2 separate regions of the Homo sapiens genome follow, and region 2 is linked to region 1. A link is a loop called in an ENCODE intact Hi-C map of the cell type or tissue named here. Cell type or tissue: psoas muscle. All regions are shown on one strand. Links, peaks and the distances in the headings refer to the core of each region. The heading gives the core; the rest is flanking DNA. Region 1 overlaps ADAMTS9 (ADAM metallopeptidase with thrombospondin type 1 motif 9). Region 2 has its middle 94 kb from the start of LINC02040.

Region 1 (10,314 bases), core at 807-8,806:
TCTCCCACTCTTACCTTCCCCTGCCTTTAACCCCTTCTCCACCCCACAGCCACTGACTTACAGTTTGCAAGGACAAGCGAAGGACATCCCGTCCCTTTTGCCACAGCCGGGGATTGCTACAGCGCTGCCAAGTGCCCACAGGTATGTCCTTGGTGCCTTCCCCCTTGCCAGGGATTCACCTCCCACCTTTCCCGGGAACATCCTCAGTTGCATCTGTTCCTGGGAATGTGATTAGAACAGTTGCTCTAGAGGGCAGTTTGGCCACATGTATCAAGACCCTCTCAAATGCTCTGGAGTCTAATCTCGTAATTCAGCTCCTGAAAGTGGGTCCTAAGGAAATGATCATAGCTACATGCCTAACTTCTGCATTCAACAAAACACGCCAACTTAGAAACAAATTAGATGTCGGTTAGCGAGGGCTTGGTTAAACAAATTATGGTGGTAAATAAAATGAATATTGTACAGTCAGCGGAGTGCTAGTAAATATTTAATGACTGACACTTCTAAAAAAAAAAGGTCCTGCTTTGTAACATTTGTCAATTGCCATGGTGTAAATATTCTCCCTATAATTGATTTCAAGCCGTCAACATTATGTCACTAAATGGAGGGCTAGGAAGAAGGCAGACAGTTGACTCTCAAAAGCCAGTTCAAGCACGTGCCAACACACCACTGTCAGCCTTTATGAATCTGAATATTGCATGATATAGAAAAACACTTTACATGGATTAGACAGAAAAAACAAGATGCAAAACACTACATGCAGTATGATCCCATCTGTATTTTCTTTTAATGTATAAACAGAAAAAGTCTGGAAGGACTTTTTCAAAATATTAGTTGGGTGCATTGGTAAGGTTTTTTTTTTTTTAATTTAATGTTTAACTTTGCCGGGTTTCCTAAATTTTTCAGAGTAAGCATGAAACCAATTTTTAAAAAAATAAATAAAAGTTGGACGGGGAGATCTCAAAATTTTCAAGACTTATCTGGGTTTCCTTTGGTTCCTGAATGGTAGTCAGAAATGGCTCTAGAATAGTCTTAGCAACAAAACAGCTGACCTTTCTCAAGTGCTCACTTTGTGCCAGGCACCATCCTTTTTACTGGAGACTCACAAACATTCATCCCTTGAGAAATCTGTAGCCTATTAGAGAGGATGACAGGTTAACGAATATCCATGAGATAATAATATATTCTAGAAGTCCTCCGGGACCAAGGCTTGCGGCTCTGTGGATGTCATTGACTCAACCTGTTACCCCTACTTCAGTTCTACAACGTCTGCAGTGTTCGGACCAGAAGTGCAAATTCATCATCTTCTGTTGGATGGCTTTTCAGCGGAGCCACTCAGCAGCAATCTTTCTGCCCATTCTGTGGTTCTACACTTTCTTGCCTGAGAGAGGCGTGGCAAGTTTTAGCTTGTCTTTTGAAACATTTTGTCATAATCAGCTCGGGCTAATTTTGCAAAGCAGACGTTAGTCTTTACAAGAAGCTTCTGCCCTTGGAAGGCAGGACAAACATAATGAACTCAGTGATTCTGGGCAGGAGAACTTGGCCAGTTTTCTCTTAGGTTTAAAGGAGGTCTTCACAAAGCTGTTGTTAAACTCTGTCAAGAGTTTCTTACTTTGCCTGTGAACCTTCAAAAGTCTGAAGACTGGGATTCTGTGACGCGTTCAGAATCCCAAGCCCTGTCTCCATAGGATGGATTTACCCCCAACTACAGAGAACGTCCGAAGACAAACACATCTGAACGTTGTTTTAACGAGGCGTTTTTTCGGCCTCAAGCTTTAGAAGAGCATTGCTAAACGTTTTAGAGAAGTGGAGAGGAAGCTCTCAGGAGAGAAGGAAAATAAACAAAGGACATAATGGTAAAAAGAGCCTTTCTTCCATTACCCAGGAATCAAAAACTTTTGAAGTACAGTTTTTTTTAGGGCAATTGATGGCTTCAAAAACCCCATTGGTATCTGTTGCATTTTAGTGGCTAACAGATTGGCCCTGTCCTGCCTTTTTCAAATGTCTCAGGATTTTCTTGTTTCTATATGCACATCCTTTGGGAAGCTTAAGTAAATGAAAAGTAACTTGCATTCATTTATTTTAATAATTCAGAGACAAATGAACTGATTGATTTGCTAAATCCTGACAATGAAGCAATTCCTAAATGAGAAAACCCAAAGCTTGAGAGAGGCTAATTTGTATTTTTTCCCAGCTCATTCTTCAAACCATATTGGGTACTTTAAGAATTCAATTCCTTAGACACATATTGAGCACCAGCTACACTGATGCAAGATGTGAGTTTTTCAAATCAGTTTTCCAGGAAAAGGTTTGTAGAAAGCGTGATTGTGGAGACTGCTTCGGAGTAGGTGGTTCAGCCTTTGACCTAGTGATTGCACAGAAATCAAAGCAGAATGATGTTGTGTTTGAGAATTTCTTTCTTTTACCTCATTGACCACTATTGCTTTGTGGATGTATTTATTAATAAGAGTGGATTCCCCGACAGCCCTCATCTTGAAACATAACCAGAATATTTTTTATCCTGATGACAGTAGATGTGACACTATTATTATTGATGGTATTAATAGCTAGCATTTATTATGCGTCTTTGCTTTAGTCACTGTACTCAGTATTGTCTACTCAATGTAGCATTTAAATCACCACAGTATTCTATGAAAATGCCTCCTTTTTAAAGAGGAGGAGGGTAAGGAGTAGAAATTGGGAGGATTTGCCCAAACCTACACAGCTGCCGCTCAGTAGAGTCTGGATTTGAACCTAAGTGTGTCTGAATTCATATCCATGATAGTAGACATGTCTTTTTGATTCTGTTTTCAGGCAAGATTTCTGCAACATTTGCTCCTGTACAACAGAAAACAGGATTATCCTTTGGTCTAAGCACATCTTTTGCAAACCTTTACGGACCAACTAGTAAACGTATAACTCTCAATCACTCTTCTTTAGAATAGGCAACAGAAGGTGGTATTTACAACTCATGTGCCCTTTAGACCTTGAAGATAAGGCCTTTAAGGGCAAAGATGTCCCAGAGCAGAGCCAGAAAGAACATTAGGTCTTTACTTCTCTGGTGGAACTCAACTTTCAGAGTGCTAACAATCAGCTAGGACATTTGCTGAAATGCAGATCCCTAAACTGGAAAGGGCAGAAGGAGAATGAGGAGGATGATCTCCTGTTGCATCTGGGTTCATCAACCCCTCTGGGAAGGCAGACTTAGTAGACGTATATATTGAGCATGTTCAGACACTGGACGCCCAGGTCGGCTGGGGGCATTGTCCAGAAAGAAGCTGGGTCAGCCGCCTGGACCTCCGGAAAACTTCAGTGCCAAAGCAGATCAAGTCTCCTTTCTCTTGCAGTGCAGGTGGGACAGGCAGTCTGAGTGGAAAGCAGAATGGAGGGAGAAAAGAGGGACATTCTTGGCACTAGGATGGCCTGGGCACTTTGAGTTATGTGGACCCACTCCTGGGGGCAGGAATGATAGTAAGATAAGAAAATTTTGGGGGGAGGGGGTGGCAGGTGCGGTGGGTCATGCCTGTAATCCCAGCACTTTGGGAGGCTGAGGGAGGTGGATCACTTGAGGTCAAGACCAGCCTGGCCAACATGGTGAAACTCCATCTCTACCAAAATAAAAATTAGCTGGGCGTGGTGGTGCACACCTGTAGTCCCAGCTACTCAGAAGGCTGAGGTAGGAGAATCATTTGAACCCGGGAGGCAGAGGTTGCAGTGAGCCAAAATTATGCGACTGCACTCCAGCCTAGGTGACAGAGTGAGACCTTGTCTCAAAAAAAAAAAAAAAAAAAGAAAAGAAAAGAAAAGAAAATGGCCAATGGAATAATGCAACATACAGAATCCGGTGTCTGAGGGGGCTTCAGTGCAGCTACAATCAAAAACACCTGAGCATGGCAGCCATGCCACATAAGAACCATGAACCTCTGTAGCATATTGTCATAAAAATGTCATATGTATATATATGTGAGATGGAATCTCACTCTGTTGCCCAGGCTGGAGTGCAGTGGCACAATCTGGGCTCACTGCAACCTACACTTCCTGCCTTCAAGCTATTCTCCTGCCTCAGTCTCCCGAGCATCTGGGATTACAGGCACACACCACCATGCCCAGCTAATTTTTGTATTCTTAGAAGAGATGGGGTTTCACCACGTTGGGCCAGGCTGGTCTTGAACTCTCAGCCTCAGGTGATCCACCTGCCTCAGCCTCCCAAAGTACTAGGATTACAGGTGTGAGCCACCACACTCAGCCCAAAAATATTTTTTAAATATTACCTACTGTCTGCCAGGTAATGCGTGACGTGCATTGTGCCTTCTGTCTAATCACCTCCTATTCACAGGTTAAGTCTTACTAATCCATTTTACAGATGATCTCCTTGCCTGAGGTCATGCTGAAAGTAAAGAAGGGAGCAAGATTCTAGGGTAAATCTACCCTTTGTACCAGGTTTTCAATCAGCCTCAGCACTTTTCGGGCTGGAGAATTCTCTATTGTGGGCTGTCCTGTGCATCGCAGCAGCATCCTTGGTCTCTACCCGCCAGATGCCAACAGCAGCACCATTCCCTGCCCCCCCACAGTTGTGACAAACAAAAATGTTTCCAGACATTGCCAGATTTCCCCTGGGGTCAAAATCGTGCCCTGTTGAGAACCACTGATTTAGTCCAAACTAAGTCCTCTGGTCACCTCTATCTTGTGGAATCTAGCACTCCAGAAGTGTTTATAAACTTTTGTTAGTCAATATTTATGGAACTGGCATTGAGAGACCTCTAAGCTACACTTAGTCCTGGAAATCTTAATTGAGGAGCTGGGATATAATATTTAAGTGGCTAGTCGTATGTTACAAACCATAGCTGATTCAATAAACAAAGCAATAGTAAGGCCCTGCTCTCAATAAGCTTACTGTTACATTGAAGAGATCACACGAACACTTACAAAACAATTAGAAAATGTAAGACAGATACCATCTTTTTGCATATCTACTAAGCGCCAGCCATAGCTGATTTCTTTTAGTCCTCTGTACGGTGCTCAGAGGGAAGAGAGTTTTAGTGCTTTCCATTTTACAGATGAATAAACTGAGGTTCCAAGAGGTGAGAAAAGATCTGGCCAGGATCCAATCACAGGTGAAAGAATTTTTCTTACACGCGGGTCTGATCAGCTGTGAGCTCCTCCTTGCCTCTCTTCTTGTTTATAAAAGACTGTTTTGACAAAGTGCTGGTTTGTCAGTTTCAGAGAGAAAGCAATCAGGAGTGTTCATGTGGAATATTTTTAGCTCTGAAACTGCTCATTGTGGAGTAGGAAGCCTCAAGAAGAAAGTATTTCAGATGCCTTTGCGAGTCATTTTTGAAAGAGAGAGTGAGAGAGACAATTGGAGAAAGCAGCGAGAGGGTCTTTCTGCTGCACCGTCTCTTTAGAAATCAATATTGAGGCACCAGAGGCCATGTTCTGAAAGGCACCCTCGGAGGGGAGGGGTTTGGGAGATCTCCCTTACCGGAGCCTGAAAGCCGCATCCTCCAGGCCCAGGTGGTCTTGAGCAGGCCAACCCTGCCCTCTGCTGACCGTCCTGGGGAAAGCGCCTCTTCTTTGAAGTCCCGCCCTGCTGTGCTTAGTACGCGGTGTGCTAATCGCCCCAGGGAGCTGGAAGCCCAGGAAGCTTGGCACCAAGATCTTGTTAGAAAAATTACACTGTGACATTTTGTTCCTGAAGGAATCTGATAATTGTGAGCAACATCAGGACTGCTGTGTTAGGGAGGCCGAATGGAGCAAGGACTTTGAAGTCAGGAGGATGTGAGTTGGACTCCTACCGTATCCTGGAGAAGTTAATCACTTCCGCTAAGCCTCAGTTTCCCTATCTGTAAAGAAAACCTCCTTCGTAGAGCTCTTTCGAGGATGACTAACATGATGCATGAAGAATGGCTGGCCCTGAACAAACAAAACTAAATACTATCAATAATTAGTAGCTATCACAATTAATCAACATCCTTCTCTTTTCCAAAGTACCTTTTATTGTATCACCTTTGCCTTTGCTTTTTTGAGGACATCACATGGACTGAAAATCTCTTTTGTTGGTCGTGTTTTCCAGGGTCGTTTTAGCATCAACCTTTATGGAACCGGCTTGTCTTTAACTGAATCTGCCAGATGGATATCACAAGGGAATTATGCTGTCTCTGACATCAAGAAGTCGCCGGTAAGGTTCTACAGATGGGTTGGGAGATGAATTTTTATTTCTTTCTTTCGTTCTTGTCTTTATTACTGTGGTAGTGGTGCTGAAGGAGCAAACGAATGTGCTTTCCCACTTAAGCCATTTTGTAGTGTCAGGAAGACCATTTAGGAAATAAACCTAGGGTGCAGTGTTTACACGTGATTAAAGTGTGAGAGCCTTGTTCACTTCTGGTGAATTCTTCCTCGAGAGGTGAACATATGAACCATCCAAGTAATTAGAAAAACCACCTAACCAGGGAGGTAAAAGCAGGAAGAAGCCTCTGTCGAGAGTGTGGCTCAGATATCTTTCAGTTAGCCAGCTTGCGGTTCGTTCTATGAACCGAGGGGAAATGACCTCTTCTTTTTATTTAGAAAAATTGAAATACAGATGGAGCTAGAAGACAGATAACTTATTAAGCGATATATCTGGAGAATTAGAGATACACAGGGTCTACAATAATAAGTTTTTCACCCTCTAAAATCTGGGTGGTTAAGGTGTGGTCTACGCAGTGCATCAGTGTCACCTGGGGGCCCGTTGGAAATGCAGGTTCTGGGTCCCAGACCCTAGTGAGTCAGAGTCTACAGCTGAACAGTGTCTCAGGTGGTGATGGGCACAGTACAGCTTGAGAAACACTGTGCTGTGCAGATGGTCCCTGACTTACGACGGTTCCACTTGATTTTTCAACTTCACCATGGTTCAAAAGCAGAACACGCTCGGTAGAAACCCTACTTCAGGTACCGATACAGCCGTTCTGTTTTTCACTAAGTACAGTATTCAATCAATTACACAAAATATTCAACACTTTATTATAAAATAGGCTTTGTGTTAGATGATTTTGCCCTGCTATAGGCTAATGCAAGTGTTCTGAATACATTTAAGGTAGGCTAGCCTAGGCTGTGATGTTCAGAAAGTTAGATATATTAAATGCATTCTTGACTTAATGATATTTCCAACTTGCGATGTGTTTATTGAGACATAACCCCATTGTAAACTGAGGAGCGTGTCGACTGTGTACTGTTTCTCACCGTGGGTGTATAGTAGAATCACCTGAGGAATTTTTAAATGCACCTGCCCAGGTCCTTCCCACACAGATGAGCTGAATCGGAATCTCTAAGGGTGGGGGGACCTGGCAGGAGTAGAATTTAAAGCTCCCCAAATGATTCAAATGTACAGCCAGGTCAGAAACCGCTGCCACTTACAGCCTTCCCTCTGAAGTCCTGAGAACGTGGGGCAGAAACCCGGCTCGTGGAAAAATGTCTAAGTTTACCCAGGCATGGCCCATTTCTCCCGTCCCATCTCAGCCAGGAGCCCTGCCTGGGGTTGCCTCAGAAATAGGGGAAGACAAAGAAGAGAGCTGGGAAAGTAGGGTTTTATTACAAGGCAGAACGGCCAGATAAAATACAGGACACCCAGTTAAATTAGAATTTCAAATACACAGTGAGGATCGCCTGATCCTAAGAGTTCGAGACCAGCCTGGGCAAGGTGGTGAGACCCTGGTTTTGCAAAAACTTTAAAAATTAGCTGGGCATGGTGGTGCATGCCTGTAGTCCCAGCTACTTGGAGGTTGAGGTGGGAGGATCCCTTGAGCCCAGGATGTCAAGAGGGCAGTGAGCCATGATTGCGCGACTGCACTCCAGGCTGGGCTGCAAAGTGAGACACCATCTCTTTTTTTTTTTTTTTAAGTACACAATGAACACTGTTTACAATAAGTGTACTGTTATCACTACATGGGACATAGTTATACTAAACATGTATATGTTGTTTATCTGAAATTCATACTTAACCAAGCATCCTGTATTTTTATTTTCTAAATCTGAAAACCCTATTGCAAATACTTCTACCTAATCAAAATAAGACTATAAAAAAGCAGCTCAACCTGCCTCCCTCACCTGAGAAAGAGGAGAAACGTCCAATTGGGACATTCCAGGAAAATCTGTTTCCTGATCTCTTTTTCTAGCTGCCATGATTAAGTTTGTGTCTGTGAAAAAAAGCTATCTCACTCTCTCTCTTCTCCATCTCAGCCAATCAATGTCCTCAAATCCGATTAACTAAATAGTCATATTGATTACTTGTAAATTAGTCATTAAATATTTTTCCTTGCACTGAAAGGAATAAAGATAGCTGAGAGAGAGTGCATGAGCTTTAGAATGTGCCCCGAAATTATAATGTTCTTTCCCCATTCCTTCCCTCCAAAATCTATACATTATGTTTCTTTTCTCTTGACAAATAAAAATCGTATATTTTTATCGTGTACAACATGATGTTTTGAAATACACTGTATGTTTCAGTGACCCAGAACCAAAAAATTTGCCTGTCTAGTGCCACTGCACTGCAGCCTGGGTGATAGAGTGAGGCTCTGTTAAAAAAATAAGTAAATAAATAAATAAAAATGTGATTGTAGGAAACCCATGTAGATAAACTGTAACCTAAATTATAATTTTATTCGTTAGATAGTTACTACCGTTTCAGCCAGAAACTAAAAATAATTAAAGCCAGGAGCGCCACCTTATGGAAAGAATGATCACTACACTGGCTGTTCCCCAAGACTTTTGGGAGATGCCTGGGCTGGAGGGAGCTGGGTATGACAATTGCCTGTCGGCATTTTTTTTTTTTTTTTTTTTTTTAAATCTTGGTGTTCCTTGGCAGTTCAGAGAGTGTGAGCTCAAAATTAATCTCCAGGGCCTGTCGAGTACTCCTCATGAATATCTGGGAGCTGGGACTGAGCCCTCTCTAGCCCCCGGCTGTCTGGAGAAATGCTGTCTGACTTCCCCCGTGTGGTCCAGAGAAGCATGTCCTAGCAATGCTACCTGAAAATAGGCTTCCACCGCCCAACACTTTTGGGAGAAAATGCTAGTATATTGTATTTCCTTCCTGAAGAGTCACAGTAAGCATTAGCATGTGAGGTGGGACTAAATTATACAGGAAATAAACCTGTGTGACTTTAGCCAGCATTCCACTAAAGCAGTGGTTCTCAAACTCAGGAGTGCTTCACCATCACCTGCAGGGCTTGTGAAAACACAAGCAGGTGGCCAGATGTAGTGCCTTGTGCCCATAATCCCAGCACTTGGGAAGGCTGAGGCAGGAGGATTGCTTGAGCCCAGGAATTCAAGACCAGCTTGGGCAACACAGGGAGACCCAATCTCTACAAAAAAAAAAAAAAAAAAAAAATTAAATAACTGACTGTGGTGGTGTGCACCTGTAGTCTTAGCTACTCAGGAGGCTGAGGTGAGGATGAGCCTGGGTGGTCAAGGCTGCAATGAGCCATTATTGTACCACTGTACTCCAGCCTGGGCAACAGAGTAAGACCCATCTCAAAACAAAACAAAACAAAACCCACCACATGATCAGTCTGAGGAGAGGCCAGAAATTGACATCTGTAACCATTTCCCTGGTGATGCTGATGCCCCTGATCTGGAGTCACATTTTGAGAACCACTAACCTAAATGAAGCCAAGCACAAAAACTTCTTTTCGAAGTTACAGCTTGTAATTTCCCCCAAATAACCAGGGTTCCATGAAACACACTTCAAGAATTGTGCCATATCCTGTTCCCACTCGATACCTACTACGATCTGGCCCCCGAGGGCCTGTGGCCCAGTCTTCTCTGGGATGCTCAGACCCTGGCCAGTTATAATACTCTCTTTTCCAAATAGCCCTGTTTCAGCTCTCAAATAATCATTCCTCACTTTCTTTTGCTTTTCTGCCAGGAGTTACAGAAGGGAAAAAAAAAAATGAAAACCTCAATTTTCCAAACCTCCTTGGCAATAAAATGTTTTCCCCAAGCAAAACTAAAGGAAAGCTGTATTGATTCAGGTAAAACTAGATCTCCAGTACCACTTGAAGAACAGTAACGCTGTCTCACTTCCAAGAGCAGAACTGGTCAAAATCAGTCTCAATATCAAGTTCACTGTTGACTTCCTTGTGAACAATGGAGAGCACTCTTTCTCTGGTTTTAACCTAATTATGGTTAAAATAGCTACTATTTATTGGGCAGCTTACATACATTAAATCTGTGTCTTCCTCCCAGCTGTGCTGTCACCAGGAGATTGGGATAACAAGGTGAGAATAAGGTCAAATTCTTGGGATGTTAAGTTGAGCAGGTGGTGGGATCAGCCTCTCCAAC
Region 2 (10,314 bases), core at 1,349-9,348, 550 kb before region 1:
TTAGCACCTCCATCCCTTAGAGTGTCAATATTTTGTATATTACCTCTGATTCCTCAATAATATACTCAAGATAGCACACCCTGGCTTCACGTTTTGCTTTTCCTTTCAAGTCTATGTTGTCAAAACTTACCTGTCTGGTAGCATTATTAAGCTTTGATATGTGCCACGTACTATGCTTTGCATATATTAGCTCATTTAAAAATGTCTCAATTCAGTTACATGGAAATCAGTTCAAGAGATCTATTGTACAACATGGTGACTACAGTTAATAAAAATATATTATATTCTTGAAGATTGCTAAGAGGGTGAATGCTGTGTTCTCACCACAAAAATAACTATGAGAGCCAATAAAATGTGTTAATTAGCTAGAACTGGTCATTTCACAATGTATGTATACTTCAAAACATCATGGTGTACATGATAATTATATATCATTTTACCAACTTAAAAAACCAAAAAAGTTTAGTTAATAAAACAAAAAAATTAAAATATAAAGATGTTTCATTGTGAAATACACAAAAATACAAGTTATAGGAATGTTTTTGCCAAATGGTTAAAAAGTACATATCTAAATCCACTCAAAAACCTGCTCATAAATGTTTATGGCAGCTTTATTCATGATTGCCAAAACTTGGAAACAACTAAGATGTCCTTCAGTAAGTCAATTGATAAATAAACAATGGTACATCCAGGGAACAGAATATTATTCAGCAACAAAGAGAAATGAGCGATCGAGCCACAAAAAACCATGAAGGAATCTTAAATGCAAACTGCTAAATGAAAGAAGCCAATCTGGAAACGATACACACTATAGAATTCCAACTATATGACATTCTGGAAAAGGCAAAACCATGGGTTGGGGGAAGGGAGGGATGAATCGACAGAACACAGAGGATTTTAGGGGAGTGAAACTATTCTGTATGATACTATCATGGTGGATACATGTTGTTATACATTTGTCCAAACCCATAGAATGTACAACATGAGTGAACACTAACATATACTATGGACTTTGGGTGATAATGATGTATCAATGGAGGTTCATCAATTGCAACAAATGTACCAGTCCGGTGGAGGATGTTGACAGTGAGAACTGTTGGAATGAGGTGGGATAGGAGGTATACAGGAGCTCTGTATTTGTGCTCAATATTTCTGTGGACCTAAATCTGCTCTAAAAAGTAAAGGCTATTAAAACAACAACAACAACTTACCTGTCCTCTGTCCCATTCCATCAGATCCCACATGTGAATGGCTGTGGGTGGCTGAATGTTACCCATCCTAGAGAGTATGTTGATATTTTAAGGCAGGATGAGAGACACTTTCTGGCAGGCCTCATATTGTATCTATATAAGTTAGTAATTATTTTTCTTAAGCAGAGGATTATCTCCAAGAGATGTAAAATACAACATGATGAAGTCTTTCTCCCTCAACCAAATACCCCTTAGAGCAACAGTGCTCAAAGTATAGTCTCCATCCCAGCAGTATCAGCATCATCTGGGAACTGGTTAGAAATGCAAATTCTTAAGTCCAAACACAGACCTACTAAGTCAGAAACTACAGGTAGCAGTGGTGGGGGTGGGGGGTGGGGTGGAGTGGGAGGGCACAATCTATGTTTTCATCAACCCTCTAGGCAATTCTGAGGCATATTAACCTTCCAGAACTACTTGAGAGTATTTCCCTCCGTAGCTCTGCAGGTAACCTGTTTTTTTCCACCAATCTCCCCAGCCAGATCATACATTCAAAAGAAGAGGGCTCACCTACTTGTTTATCATTAAACCCCAGGCTCTAGCATTAATGCCTGGCACATAGTAGGTGCTCCATGTATACTTGTTGAGTGTATAAACAAATAAATACATGAGTGATTGGCTAAATGCCTAATCCTCAGTGAGACATGGCAAATACACACTGTAACTTTCCTAGCCCATTATGCAGGCACAATACTGTGGGGTTAAGTAGGGATTCATATGAGCTCTACTGCTTGGGTTTATATCTTTGCTCCATCTATCAACTCTATAACCTTTGGTAAACCCCACCTCTCTTTGGATGTTGATTTTCTCATCTGCAACATGGGGATTATAATACTGTCTTAACCTCATAGGGTTGGCTTTTTTTTTCTGTTTATAAGATTAAATAAGTTGTGGTAGCGATGTTTGTTATGATTTTAGCACCATGGTTCTCTCTTTCCCAAGTGGTAGCCAGGACACTCTCCACCCAAACCTGCAGCAACTCTGACAAAGGTCTTAGTAGAGTTTGCCCTGCCCTTTTGTTAGCATAATATCGAGAGAACTAGAGTCCTGCAGACCTCAATCCAACTCCTATTTTGTAATTACCCACATCACAATTTATTCTGTCATTTATTGCTGCTCTCACTATTTACATTGCAAATAATGCATTGTGGAAATGTTTAAGTGGAATCTTTTAATCTGGTTGCATAAACAATATCAATGATCTGATATTACTTCCATGGTAAAGCCTTTCCAATCTTTTCTCACTTCTTGATAGAAATGAGAAACCTATATTCTTATTACCTTTACTAAGACCTCAAACTGTTGTCATGGTTAAACCATTAAAATACAAACAAGTTTTTTTTTTTTTTTTTTTAGCTTTTGCCACATGTAGTAATGTGCTATTTATTATCTCTTTCTGACTAATCCTCATTTTGTTTTTGATGCTCAGCATTTTCCTTTCTGTGGAGAGCCATAGATTTGGCAGAAGCTCAAGGAAAGGCTGAAAATACTTCTTAGAAACTATTTTAATCCCAAACAGTTAACGTTTGGAGAACAGGTTGAAACATATGTAATATAGGCACCAAAGCGTAGGCAATTATCTCCAAAGGACAATAAGGGACAGATAATAAAGGCTGTAGTGCCCTGAGGTCGAGGGTAAAGAACCAGAGAAATGCCTTCTTTGACTTCCCAAGGGTGACAGTGTCAACTGAAGAATGAAATGATAAGACAAATGAAAAAGCTCGATAACACCCAAATGGGTGTATTTATTCACATAGCTCAAACCTGACTACTGGAGCTCTTTTCTTGTCTGCTGACAGCCATTCTGAGCATTATAACAAGATCCAGAACTGGCTGTCTAGAAACCCTAAGGATGCTCTGGACAAAGTGGATGAAAGGTGACAAGGCAGAGGGGAATGTGTGCAGAAGTTTTGGCTCAAAAATCATGTGACTTTCAGAGGTTCTTTGTGTTGGCTTGAACCTTTGCACAACACAAAGACAATATAGTTCCTGTTTAATGTTTCTGAAGATGGAAGTGGATGTCCCAGAGTTAGGATTGCCTTCTAATTAAATAATGCCATTTGTGATGTCCTTGCAGCATTTCATGGGACAGGATGAGCTGCCTCTGCTCTTCCTTCCTGTAGTTTCATCCTGCCATTTAACCACATGCATTTACACACACACACACACACACACACACACACACACACACACACTCCTCAGTAAAGCACTACCCATTACAGTATTGCTGTAAGGCAGTATTAGTTATTCAATGTCTGCAATGCAGCTATTATACAATGTGAATTTCAGGAAGGACATACACTATCACAAACATAACACCACCTTGCAGGATCAGTTAAGAAAAATATGAGCTAAGGAGGCAGAAATCCTTGCTTAATATTACAGAGAAATTATGACAAGCTGTGAAAAGTTCCATAGGTTTTTGGTGCACTCAAATCTTTCCTTTAGGACCAACTTCTATGAAAATATACTACGCCTGGAATTTGCCCTGTCAAAGCCAGACATATTTTTTTAATTGAGTCTTGCTTTGAGAGTAGTGAATTTTTTTCATCTGTAATTTGCTTTTTATGTGAAGGGAGAGATGTTCTGTTTCTCTTCTTTGGGGGGGTTGTCATATTCCTGTAAAAACAATCAATGTTGGATCATTTATCTCCTGCTCCATCAAGCTGTGATGTGGGATGTAAGTATGTGTATGTTCACAATAGAGATTTTTCATTGCTATATTTTATAGTCATATTATTGGCAAGTGGCCCTCATTCATTTTCCAGACCATTTTGAACCCGATGACAACTCTTTAGTCTTTGTTTGTTAACTGTGTCCTGCCTGTCCACCTTTTCATGTAGTAATTGCTTTCAAGGAATAAAACAGAAATGGAGTATTGCTTTGTTTAATATTTTTCAAATCAAATACATCATAGCACAACCATCTGTAAAAATACATTTCAGCTTTCATCAAATTCTGCTACAGTTTTTTGAGGATTAATAATTCCTTCACATGGGTGTGTCTCTATGGCTAATGTAATATTTTTGAGCAAAGACTAGGTTATATTTATGTTCTGGCTTAAGTAAAAAAGAAAATGGCTTGTTGAAGAAAAAAATAATAGAATATTTTCACCCTAAAATTTTGTTACTTGCAGAACAAGTGCTTTTGGAATGAAAAATATAGTTGGGAAGCTTTTCTTGGTGAAAAATGTGGAAGTAAAATCGTATTCACTTTTTCTGCATGTAGAGCAATTCTCTAGCAACAGGAATATGGCTCCTAGTCACATACTAACACAGTGTGAACTGCCTGGTTTCCTTCCAAGGTCCCTTTCCTTGATTAGTTCTGGGGAAGGAGGTTTGTGTCTCAATTATTTTTTGTTGGCAACGGTGGTCCCTGTCTTTTCTGCCTGTCTTTGTCTCTCATATGCCATTCTCCTCCCCTTTCCTTACCCAAATCTTCACAAAGCCACAGCTGTTGCAGGTACCCAGGCTGGGAGGTGGGGCAGGCTGTGGTGGAGATTGCAAGATCATGTAGAACATGAAACAACTAGAATTTTATAAAGAGACATCACCATCTTTCAAAGTTCCTTGGCAATTGCTTTGTCTTAGTCTGGGCTGCTATAACAGAGACCACTGACTTACGGTGGCTTATAAACAACAAAAATTTATTTCTTACTGTTTGAGAGGCTGGAAATCCTAGAGCAGGTTGCCAGCATGGTTGGGTTCTGATGAGGGTCCTGTTCCAGGTTGCAGACTGACGACTTCTGGTTGTATCCTCACTGGCAGAATATGAAAGGGAGTTCTCAGGGGCCTCTCTGATAAGGGCACTACTCCCATTCTTGGAGACTCTACCCTCATGATCTAATCAATTTCCAAAGCCTTACCTGCAAATGCCATCATTTTGTGGGTTAGGATTTCAACATATGTTTTTTTGTGTGGGACATAAACATTCATTCCATTGCATTCCATCCTTAACCCCCCACCCCAAATTCATGCTCTTCTACATGCAAAATACATTCATTCCATCCCAACAGCCCCAAAAGTTGTAACTCATTCGAGCATGAACTCTAAAATTCAAAGTCTCACCTAAATATCTAAATCAGACATAAGTGAGACTTGAGGTATAATTCATCCTGAGGCAAAATCATTCTCCACCTGTGAACCTGTGAAATCAAACAAGTTATGTGCTTCCAAAATCCACTGGTGGGACAAGGATAGGATAGACATTCTCATTCCAAAGGGATAAATAGGAAAGGAGGAAGGGGTGTTAGTACCAAGCAAATCTAAAACCTAGCCAGCCAAGCCCTATGATATTTTAAAGACTTGAGAATAATCTTCTTTACCTTCATGCTCTGCCTTCCAGACCCACAGGGTGGCAACATCACTCGCATGGCTTGGTGGGACATTGCCCATGTCATAGTTCTCTTGGCTCATGCTCCCAACAGGAATTTCTCAGAGGCTGTTAGAGTCTTAGGTTCTGAATTCCCATTACGTTGCTACAGCTCCCAGTGGAGCTCCTGAGTTTCCCCTGGCTCCCCTAATTCTCTCTCTAGGTGTTTTGAGAGGAAACAGAATACACTCGAATTTGAAAACTGAGGAGAATTTAGAAAGGTCATAGGCCGAGTATAGGGGAACAAATTATGTACAACCATTTCTTTCTTAACACTTGTTTTGAAAATACAGATTTGTTCCAAAGTCATTGATGTATTCAGGGAAAATTTGAGCATAATTTTGTATTTGCTTATGTGTGATTTCATCCATAAGAAATATTAAGTGAACACAGAAAACTATAACCAGGTGAGCCAAGCAGTGTAGGGATACACAAAATGCAAGCACTTCAAGCATCCACCACCATCCACCCTCAGTTCATCACATTCTTGTGAGCCACACCCACACACATCCTATGTGACAACTTTCCCTGGGACTCCAGATAACCCATTCTCACTACTTCACAATAGCTCACAGGGTGCACCTCTCCCCATGCCCACTCCATAAGCAAATGCAAGGTCTTTCTTAAGGCTGAGTGCCATATTTCTAGTATTTATGTCTTTCTTATTCAACAAGTATAACACTGTACCATTTTTATTAGGTTCCTATCTTCTTAAAACATGTCACAGATGTTGTTTTTGTGTATTTGCCTCTGGCCCCATTTTGCCCTAAGTCCTGTGGTTTTTATTGCACAGTTTTATATAGTATGATGATTTTCAACAATGCCCGTATCGCTTTATAGCAGAACTGACTTTATGTTGAAGCACCCTGTGGCTGGCAACAGCAGGGAGCTATTACCACTCTTAGGTCTGAAGGAGGAGAGCAGAGAAGATGTCATGGGAATCCTGAGGGGGAGAGGGGCCCTGCAGGAGAAGGATGCCTTGCTTCCACAAATGCCAAGTGCTGCTAGCCCGTGAAGCAGCAGATGGAGAGCCTGGGTAATAAATACCCCGACCTCACTTTCCAGTCGTTGGCAGTTATCGCATGTTGGCAGAACCCTGCTGGAAGCCAGTGGGCTCAGGAGTCTGTTGAATGCAGTCTCCTGTGGTCAGATGAAACACAGGGCAGAGCAGGGTGGGGAAATGGATATGGAGGCTTCCCTTGCCCAGTGCCACTGGGGAAATTTTAATTATTTATTATGTAGATGAGCTTTATTTTTCTTTTTCTAGATCTCTCTTATCTGGTCGGAGGGGTTGAGGGGTGTTTTCAATTCTTTTATGTGATGTTCAGTAAGGTGCAACCACAAGAGGAGACAAGGAGTGGCTCAGGAAAGCAAAGTGTGTTATACTAACAGGTCCTAAAGATGGGGCATACCACGCAGGGACACAGAGGCAAGATAGCATGGTGGTCAGGAGGCAGGAAACAGAAACACAAAACAGGGGATGGACTGGAGCCATGGTCCATGGGGATTTCCATGGGAAAGGCAAGGCAGGGCAAAGTGAACAATTTAGGACTAGCTGGTTTGAGTAATTTGTGGTGGGTTCTAAATTATAGAGGTGGTCCCTAGTTGCCTGGAATCTGGCTTTGGGATGTTTAGGGCAGAGGAATATAGTCTCCTGGGGTGTCTGGGCCAAATAGAGAAGCCCAGGTCTGGGCTGCAGATTGGTTAGTTTGCATATCAAAGGCATGCCTGGCTGAGCTCTCCCTAACTCTAAGAGCTGGCTATTCCTGGGAGGGGCAGTCCCTCCCCAGCTAGAAAGGTTTTTTTTAACATGTCAAAACATCAGATTATATAGAAAATAAAAAATATATACAATACAAGGAAACTCATTGATGTGTTTTTCTAAACAAGGGAGAATTTTCTGCCAAAGAAGAGAAACTGCACTCTTCTCAAGTCAACCAATTCAAAGTAGCCAACTTAAAAAACATATATTTTTCCCACTTCTCGTTAAATATTGACACTTATCTTTATTTATGGTCATTTCCATAGGAACCGCTTTCTAAAGGCAAATATGTTTTCATCTTTAATGCTGGAATAGTGATGAAACATAGCAGAATTTTGCTGAGATTGATTGGTTAATGTTAAATAATTTGTTACCTTTTGTGCTTGGTCAATATAGTGAGAAGATATTTCTGAAATTTCAACTGCGTTTACAGCTATGAAAATAATGTTTCGGGGGGAGTGTTTTTGGCATCTTGTTGTTTTGGTAATGTATTTCTCTTCTTCAGTCATGCTGAGGTGTAAGAGAAAAATACTGAAGAATTGGGATAATTCACTTGCCTGCATACCTCCCCTTGAATAAGGAGATTAATTTTTTAATAGTCATATTACAAGACAACTGCCACTTTAATCTTCAACTACTGGGGTGGGAGGAAAGTAGCTTAAAATGAGCCCCTGTAGGGGCTGCCAATTTATCCGTTGCCCCAGCTTGATCTGAAATTCAGAAGAGACCATGAGCTCAATCTCAAAGGTGATTATACAAAAGGATGTGAAAACTTAAACCAATTTGTCGTTGATTAGGATTTGTCTTCCCTGTCCTGCAACAAGCCTGTCAACAAAAGGAGAGAGATTTCATACGGTCACATAGAGCTGAGATGTTTATGGAAAAAAAAAATACAAAAACTTTAATCTTCAAAAGATGAGTAAAATATATATTTTAAAAATTTCCCCGTTTCCTTTTTTTTAAAAAAAGAGGCTCATGTCTTATTTTTTCATAAGTAAAATTTATTTCAACATTAGCCTTAATTCACTATGTTATATGCTAAGGTGAAGCAGGAAGCTCATATTGGTTAACTGATGACTGGGGAAAATGATTTAAGGATATTGGCAGTGTTAATAGGGATAACGGAGATGAAGTTTTGCATGCTATTGGAGGTTCATAGAATTTTACAAGTTGAGATACAGCTCACATATCATAAAATCCACCTTTTTAGTGTACAATTCAATGTTTTTTAGCATTTTCACAAAGTTGTACAACCATCACCACTATCTAATTTCACAACATAGTCTTCACCCCCAAAAGAAACCCAATACCTTTAGGCGGTCACTCTTCATTCTCCCTACCCCCATCCCCTGGCAACCGTCAGTCTACTTTCTCTCTCCGTGAATTTGCCTATTCTGGACATTTCATATAAATTGAATCTTGTCATATATGTCCTTTTATGTCTGACTTCTTTCACACAGCATACTATTCTAAGAGTTCATCAACTTTGTGTTATGTTTCAGTATTTCATTCTGTTTTAATTGCCAAATAATATTCCATTGGATGGATATACCACATTTTATCTATTATTCAATTGATGAAAACTTGGTTCTAGTTATAAGCTATTATGAATAATGCTGCTATGAACATTTATGTACAAGTTTTTGTGCAGACACATATTTTTATTTCTCCTGGATGAATATATCTAGTAGTGAAATTTGGGGGCCATATGATAATTTTATATTTACCCTTTTGATGAAGTACCAGCCTATTTTCCAAAGTGGATACAAAATCTTATGTTCCCAATAGTATATGAGGATTCCAGTTTCACCATATCCTTGCCAACATTTGTCAGTGTCTCTTTTTTTTATAAGCATTTTAGTGAATATGAAGTCATATTTCACTGTGGTTTTTATTTGCATTTCCATAATGGCTAACCATGTTCAGAATCTTTTCAAGTGCTTTTTGGTCATTTGTATATCCTCATTTGTATATTTCTCTTTGGAGAAATGTCTGTTCAGATCCTTTACACATTTTTAAATTTGAGTTGTCATTTTATTGTGTATTATAATAGTTTTTAATGTAATACAGATACAAGTTCTTTATCAGCTATATGATTTGTAAATATTTGCTATCATTTTGTGGATTGTCCTTTTACTTCTTCAGTGGTGCTCTTTGAAGCACAAAAGTTTTTAATTTTGAAATCCCACTTATCTATTTTCTTTTGTCACTTGTATTTTCATGTTTTATATATAAGACAATATTGCCCAACCTAAGATCTTGAAGGTTCTCCTAATAGTTTTATAGTGTCATCTCTTATATTTAATCTGTGATCAATTTTAATTTATGTGTATGGTGTGAGAAAAAGATCCAACTTTATCCTATTGCATGTGGATATCAAGTTGTCCATTTGATATCCAAGTTGTCCATTTAAAGTACTATTTGTTGAAAATACTGTTTTTTTCTCCATTGAGTTTTCGGGCCCTCTTGTTGAAAATCAACTAATTATACATATAAGTTTCTAGACTCTCAATTGTTTTTCATGTCATGGAATGTAGGAATCACACGCTCAAATGATTGTCAAGGACATTGAGGCAGATGACATAAATGACTTAAACGTAAGACCTAACGCCATAAAAACCCTGGAAGAAAACCTGGGCAATACCATTCAGGACATAGGCATGGGCAAAGACTTCATGACTAAAACACCAAAAACGATGGCAACAAAAGACAAAATTGACAAATGGGATCTAATTAAACTAAAGAGCTTCTGCACAGCCAAAGAAACTATCATCAGAGTGAACAGGCAACCTACAGAATGAGAGAAAATTTTTGCAATCTGTCCATCTGACAAAAGGCTAATATCCAGAATCTACAAAGAATTTAAACAAATTTACAAGAAAAAAAAACAAACAACTCCATCAAAAATTGGGCAAACGATATGAACAGACACTT

The links. Peaks named below come from ENCODE experiments on the same cell type or tissue, not always from the same donor. Only the 100,000 strongest peaks of a DNase experiment are listed, where the experiment ranks them.
Region 2: it touches region 1 in a loop (3-fold over the local background); 4 of 110 quality-filtered maps call a loop at or near these places.

Annotation. Positions count from the first base shown.
Region 1 is chr3:64,529,030-64,539,343 of GRCh38, reverse strand. ADAMTS9 (ADAM metallopeptidase with thrombospondin type 1 motif 9) reads left to right here. Exons shown (of 40, transcript NM_182920.2): 37 at 50-141; 38 at 6,074-6,178. Among named protein-coding and RNA genes, the nearest start is that of ADAMTS9-AS1, 27 kb to the left of the region's middle. In psoas muscle, for the core only: CTCF peaks have their summits at 5,559 (motif pointing left) and 8,702 (motif pointing left); a DNase peak (open chromatin) is centred at 5,543; H3K4me3 peaks cover 271 bases.
Region 2 is chr3:65,075,938-65,086,251 of GRCh38, reverse strand. No RefSeq gene overlaps it. Among named protein-coding and RNA genes, the nearest start is that of LINC02040, 94 kb to the left of the region's middle. In psoas muscle, for the core only: a CTCF peak has its summit at 5,562; no DNase peak of the experiment used is centred there.